2 separate regions of the Mus musculus genome follow, and region 2 is linked to region 1. Evidence: chromatin contacts called from ENCODE Hi-C data. All regions are on one chromosome and are shown on one strand. Each heading gives the region's core, a stretch centred on a gene start or an enhancer-like site at or near the end of the contact. The rest is flanking DNA. Distances are from core to core; before and after follow the strand shown.

The links. A loop is a pair of places that touch in the nucleus more often than their neighbours do.
Region 2: a map of T-helper 2 cell shows a loop between it and region 1 (4-fold over the local background). The contact joins the promoter of Klhl35 here to the promoter of Dgat2 in region 1. A Hi-C loop is called at or near these places in 2 of 37 maps with a recorded cell type or tissue (T-helper 2 cell and left cerebral cortex).

Annotation. Positions count from the first base shown.
Region 1 is chr7:99,180,415-99,184,064 of GRCm38, forward strand. It overlaps Dgat2 (diacylglycerol O-acyltransferase 2), which reads right to left and starts at 2,299. Exons shown (of 8, transcript NM_026384.3): 1 at 1,978-2,299. The coding sequence starts at 2,098.
Region 2 is chr7:99,464,481-99,467,908 of GRCm38, forward strand. Klhl35 (kelch-like 35) reads left to right here and starts at 1,524. Exons shown (of 7, transcript NM_028145.1): 1 at 1,524-1,624.

The DNA of each region.
Region 1 (3,650 bases), core at 1,049-3,548:
CCACCTAGTCTTTCACCAAAGTAGATTCCAGAGAGTTAAACTGACTAGTCTGCATTTCATATTAGTCCTGGTTGCAGTCTATGAGGTAATCACACCCACTTTTTTCCCCATTGTATTTTCTACATTGAACATCAACATGGAGAAATTCTCTTGCTATGACAGTAAAGAACTGCTCAAGAGCTGGAGGACAAATTCTGAGTTAAAAAACAAAAACAAAACTGTCAAAAAAAAAAAAAAAAGAATTTAACAGGCATCCTGCTCTTGGAAGACAGAGGAGAGCCCAGGAAGAATAGCTCCAGGAGGGGCCATAGCAGACCGCAGGCAGGGGCCATTACCCAGAGACTGAGAATATTTAAAAGCATTGACATGGGCAGATCGCGTCCTTCCCTGTTAAGGGAATCAAAAGGCCCAAGGAAGAGAGAAGCACTGAGAAGAGGCCAGTGGAAGCTGTAGGCTGTATGTGGGGCAGCTCCAGGGGCTTGCCCCCTAGGATGGAAACACTTCTCCAGGGGCAGATAACCATAGCAACAGTCAGCTAGGACTGGTGCCAATGCCAGGTGGAAACACTCTGATGGAGCCCCAGCATGGGTTAGCTTGCAGCCACCAGCATGTGAGAATGGCAGACATACAAATGGTAAGAAATATTCATGCCGTACCATTAAGAGAAGACTGAATTTAGAACTGTGTGCGCGTGTGTGTGTGTGCGTGTGCGTGTATCTCTATCTCATATTCTTGACTTTATACAACATGTACTAAGAGATGTAACCACTAGATAGTTGGTTTACCAGCAATCTTATTTTGTTCCTGATTGCCTAAACTTTCAAGATTACCACAACTAATATGTCCTGGAACTAACTCATCCTGTAAGCCAGGCTGGACTCACTCTCAAGAGATCTGCCTGCTTCTGCCTCCCAAGTCCTAGGATTGAAGGTGTGCATCACCGCTGCCCTTTCTAAGGAAAACTGGGGTAGCTCGTTCCTCCTCCTTCAGTTTCTGCAGCTTCAGCTAAGCAACGTGGGGTGCTTTGCCTTGTATGGAAAAGGCTGAGGTGTGATTTGAACTGTATGCCCCCCTTCCCCATTCACTGAAGGCCTCGGTTCTATCTTGAAGGCAGACACAACTTCTAGAAGGATAATCAACTTAGGCAGATCTCTGTGAGTTCAAGGCCAGCCTGGTCTATAGAATACCAGGACAAACAGAGCTGTTACACAGACTAAACAAACGAAAAAAATCCAAGGGTTTCCCACCCCTCTTCTAAGTATGTCAGACTCAGGGTTGCGCTGTGAGGGCTTCACAGTCTGGGTTGGCCCACAAAAGCTGGGGCAGAGGGCAGTTGGGGCACACCTGGTTCCAGGCAGGCATGTTCTCCATCCAGTGACTGTTTCAGGGGATTACAAAACCCTACTTACCACCCTGCCCCATCCAGTTCCTCCCAGCCAAATCCTGCTCCACCTTGTGAGGTAGATCAGTACTGGGGGCTGGAGAGTGAAATATCACTACTAACTGAGCTGAGTGGGTGGTGTCGCCCTCAGCAGCTGGGGGGATGGCAAGTGATGTAACACGTGTTGCAACATTAGTGAGTACCAGGATGGAGAATGAAGCCAGGCTAGCCTAGGATACCAGGTTGCCTGGCTCAAACTGGGTAACCAGCCGAGCTAAGCATGAATCTTGCCTCATCCTTAACCAAATGACAGGATGCAGAAGAGTCAAGTTCCCCTAAAGAGAAGCTAGTTGTAGTGGCACACCTGCAATCACAGCACCTGGGATGCCAAGGAAGGAGGATTAAGAGTTGGAAGCCAGCCTAGGCTACAAGGCGAGACCTTTTAAAAACTGGAAATAATTGTCTGGGACTCCGACCTGAACTAGCTAGCCGTCCGTCCAGCACAGGGCAGCACGCTTTGGCCAAAGTCCCTTCCTGAAAGTCGTCTTGCTGTGGGTGCCCTCAGGATGAAAGCCCTAGGGATGACTGACACTCACCCCATCGCCCAGACCCCTCGCGTGACAGGGCAGATCCTTTATTCTTGTTTTCGCTGCGGGCAGCTTCCGCCCGACGCTCACCCCGCAGGACCCCGGAGTAGGCGGCGATGAGGGTCTTCATGCTGAAGCCAATGCACGTCACGGCCGTGCAGAAAGCCGCCTCACGCCGCGCCCCTGACCCATGCCCCGGCCGCCGGGGCCAGGGCTTCGCGCTGAGCTCCGGGAGCTGAGGGACAGCGCCCAGGCCGTGGCGGCAGCAGGGCGAGAGCTGAGGTAGGTAGCCGCTGCCACCCTAGATGAGCAGAAAGCCAGCGAAGCGCGGCCACGGCGCCGAGCGCCGCTGCGCGCGCACTTTATAACCTCACAACGGGGCGGGTCGTGACGCTATAGGGCGGGGCAAAAGGGTCCGCCCCGGACTGTGCCATGTTCTTGTAGGGGGTGAGACTCCCGGCGATAAACTATGCACAGAGCCCAGGAAGGCAGCATGGCCTGAACTGTACGGTTCAGAGTCTATAGAATACGGGCAAGGGAGCCGGAGTCCCGGTGTATGAAACTACTCCTGGTTGCCCCAGCGACCGCCTTGTCATTCTCCCAAGCCTCTCTCTCAGACGTTAGTACGGTCCAGCAGCTGGAACGTGGGCAGGGAGTTTGAGCACGTGCGGGACGATCCGGACCGTGCGGGTGCCTGTGTCCCTTTTGGCTGTGCTTTCCTTGGGCAGGCCTAGCCTGCAGTGAGTAGTGTTGGAATTCGTTAGGTTACAGCTGGACCTGACAGTTACCCAAGTGCCGCAGCCTTTCCTTTTACCAGCAAAAAAATAGGAGTGATTGAGTCTTATCAGGAAGGAACCTAGAGCGATGGAGTCTACTACCTGTAATCCTACAATCCTAGCAGCTCGCTCTCTCTCTCCTCTCTCTCTCTCTCTCTCTCTCTCTCTCTCTCTCTCTCTCTCTCTCTCTCTCTCTCTCTCGCCTCTTCTCTCTCCTCTCTCCCCCTTCTCTCCCCTCTCTCCTCTCTCTCTCTCCTCTCTCTCTCTCTCTCTCTCTCTCTCTCTCTCTCTCTCTCTCTCTCTCGCCTCTTCTCTCTCTCTCCCTCCCTCTCCTGTATGTATGCAAGAGTTTGAAGCCAGCCCAGGCTACATAGTGACCCTGTCTCCAAACACCAAAGACAAAGGCAATACTACAAGCATAGTGAGTGATGGACTTCAAGCCCAGTTCCAGACCTCTCTTCCTCTCTTTTCCTCAACTTCAGGGTGTCTTTTGTTTGGCTTGGTTTGCCGGAGGGGGGCAGGGTGTGGGGTTGAGGGTTGTGTGAATGTTGATGTTTTGGTTTTTCTTTTCTTTTCTCTTTTTAGAAATTGGGTTTCTCCTTGTAGCCCTGGCTGTCCTGGCACTATGTAGACTAGGCTGGCCTGAATTTATAGAGATGCACCTTTGTCTGACTCTAGTGCTGAGTGAAAGGCATGTGCCACCACTCGCAGTTTGCAGCTTCAGTTTTCTTTCACATCTGTAAAAACGGGAACACCCGTGATTGTATTGTGAGAGGCTTTGAGAATTGAGGAACTGAGGTATATGGACTAAGCTCACTACAGGCACTGGGACTCATTCCCATTGCCCACAGAGGAAGAGGAGTTCCGCAGAATGAGGGTGTGAGCACAAGCCGAAGGGCAGCATCA
Region 2 (3,428 bases), core at 274-2,773, 280 kb after region 1:
AACCAACTATACCCCAACTTGAACTCTCTGCCACTTCACAGTAATACCATCAAATTATTAGTCCATTAATGGATGAGCCCATTAGAAAGGTGCTCAAAGACTTCTCCATAGTACCACCAGCCTAGGGACCAAGGTACCAACTTGTAGAGCTTTAAAAATAATTTTTTTTGGAGACAGGGACTCACTATATAGCCCTGAGCTATCCCAGAATTCACTAAGTAGACCAGGCTGTCCCAGAACTTGCAGAGATCCTGAGTATTGAAATAAATAGCATGTACCACACTACACCTGATCTAAATTTTTCTCATTTTTATTTGTTATGTGCGGATGTGTGAATGTGCATGGGTACCTGTGTGCTACAAGTATGTATGTGAATGGGTTCTCTCCTTCCACCTTGTGGATTTCAGATATCCTCAGGCATAGAAGCAGGTGCCTTTATCTCTGAGCCATCTCTCTGGCGCCATAAAGCCTTCCAGGGGACACTCTATACTCATACCAAACCATAATATCTCCCATCTTCCACGATCTCTAAGCCTACCTGAGCCAGGCAGTATCGGGCTCTAACACACAGAGGTAACTCCACACAAAGGGCAGAGTCACCATTACCCTCCTGCTGATGAGCGACGTCAGGCCGAGGGGCAGGCATCGATGTAGTCAGTGTTGTCCAGTGACAACACTGTGACAGTGACAGTATGACAACTGTGACAGTGTCCTGACACAACAGGACAGACGCTATTGGAGGCCACCTCCTCCCTGGATTGCTGTGCTCCTGTGACAAGCCCTGCAGTCCTTCACAGAGGCAGCAAGAGGTCCCACACCACCCTCTAAACCCACACTGTCTGGCTCCGGGAGGTCAGGTGGACTCAGAGCCATCCCATTCTCTCTCCATCCACTTCAATGTGCTCAGTGCCAACACGTGCTCCCACTGTGTCCTTTCCACTTGGACACCACACAATACACACAACCCAGAAGATCCTGGTCACACCTGCATGAGCATCTGTCCACACAGACACCTTATACTCATTCCTTACACACACAAACCCGACATGCAAATGACCAGTCACAAATACAGTGACAGGAACGCTGTGAGGGAGGAACCTGTGTGAGTTGGTGACAAAGAGGCAGAAGGGAAACCAGGATCCACAACAAAGGCAGCCACATTCTTGGTTACATCCAAAGCTATGTAGTCACATGTCCCCAGAGCCCAAGCACCCCAGTACTACAGTCACTGTGTGTATGCACTCACACACATACAAGTTCTAGAAACACCTACACACTGATAACCACCCATCTACCTGAAGCAGACACCCCAACCTTCAAAACACCGCAGCCCACCATAACACACAACCAATTCCACGCTTATCTACACTCCTCCCTTCCAAAACTGGCCCAAGAGTGGAACAAAAGCCCAGTGCCCATTCCTACCGGCTCCCTCTCCTCCCCTCCCCCCCTGGCGCCCAGACAGACCCTTTGTCCTCCCGCAGCTGAGCCCAAGTGGGAGTCTAGGCAAAGCGAGAATAAAATCAGCTCAGGCTGCAAGGCAAGCAGGCAGAGCTGGCAAGCGGCAGGCACAGACAGGAGCAGCTCTGCCAGAGAAGCAGTCCCAGGAAGAGGGCGTGGCCAGGTAAGAGCCAAGTACCTGGGTTAGCAGTTGGCTAAAGTGGTGTCTTGTTCTGAGGGGCGTCCACCCAAAGTGTGAGCCTGTGTGGTGTGTAAGAGTGTATGTGGGGGTGGAGGTGTGTGTGTGTGTGTGTGTGTGTGTGTGTGTGTGTGTGTGTATCCGGGGTAAGAGCAGGATAGTGGCTCACTGAGCCAGTTTCACAGGCTGAGACTCTGAGATGGAAGAATGCTGACAGAATCCCTAACTTCTCATGCATCCTTGGACTCCCAGACGATAGACTCCATGGTGGAAACTGAGTCTCCCACTATCGTGTCCCTACAGTTCCCTCAGCCTAGGACAGAGGTGGCAGTAGAATGCGTAAGTATTGGCACAGTCCACCACACTAGCAGGCAGACTCCTTTTGCTGAGACCTGCCTTCCTGGGTCTCAGCCTAGAGAGTAGCTGTGTCCTAGGCTAGCTAAGGACAGCCCTGCTGCACTCTGACAACCTGTCTCATTTCCCTCTGTGTACGCCTGGTCGTTCCTTGAGGACTCACCTCCCCCCTGGCAAGGGCTTCCAGGTACATGGTGGACTTGGGCTGGCAGCCTCTATCTGGGCTACAGTCCTTGTCCACCAGGAACTTATTTCTTATGACTCTGAGGCAAGGGATCCACCTACATGGTCCTGCATAGGCTAGGAGAGGCAGGCTGATCTGCAGATGGGACAATGTAGGTAGGGAGAGGCAGATAAGAAGCAGAGATGAGCCATGGAGTAAGTTCCCACAGAAAGGAGACCTCGGTCCATTTACAGACCAGGCCAAGTACTGACTGTGTGTTCTTAAGGACCAAGTCCTAACCAGGGTGAACGGCCTGCAATCTGTGGTGCGTTTTCATACACACCCCTTCACTGACCCTCACAGCAATCCTCTCAAGGGCAGGCTCCCTCCATATGGCTGCTTCCTCACAACTCCTCTAAGGGTCAACTTACCCACACCCCATGCTGTAAAAAGGTAAGCCGATGACTGGGGCATACTACAAATGCAGCAATTTTATATACTTCATCCAATAGTTACAGTTCTGTGGCTAGGAACTCTAACTATTCTGTTTCATAAACGGTGCCAGTGGCTTGCCTAGGTGAGATCACACCAGACTAAAGGAGGATGATAGCTCCATGTGGTCCCTAGAACCTGGATCTTCCCACTGGAGACTAGAAACATCTCTCACTCTTGCTTTTACACAGCTAATTCTGCCCATCTCAGGAATCTCTTTCCTATCTCTGCCCCAACTGTGTTTATTATCCTTTCTGAGCTCCCCCAATTCTCCTGAGATCTCTCAAAGGACCTCTGCCCTCGCTCTGAGATCCAGAAAGGCAGGAATTATGACTGTTCAGCACATGCGCGCGCGCACACATTCTAATAAACACCAGTTTAAATAATACATGAACTTGACCTTGAGCTAAGTACTGAGTTCCTAGTACACTACTATAGAGGAGAGTTTGGTCAAGGGAAAGTACCTACAAGAGATCTAAAGAAGACACGAACACACACACGCGCACATGCACGCACACACACACGCGCACATGCACGCACACACACACGCGCACATGCACGCACACGCACACACACACACATGTCTAGTAGGGTAGCCTTAACCCTTTTACCAGAGACTACAGCTCGTGCAAAGAGACCATCCCTATACAGACATTTTGTCCAAGTTTCTGCAAACTCCCTGAAGGTCCCTCTTTAGAACTTGGGAGTGGTCTTCCTGTCAGTGGTAGCCATGGAACACCACTCAATCCTAGTTGAAATCCCTTAAACACTGCATAGTCT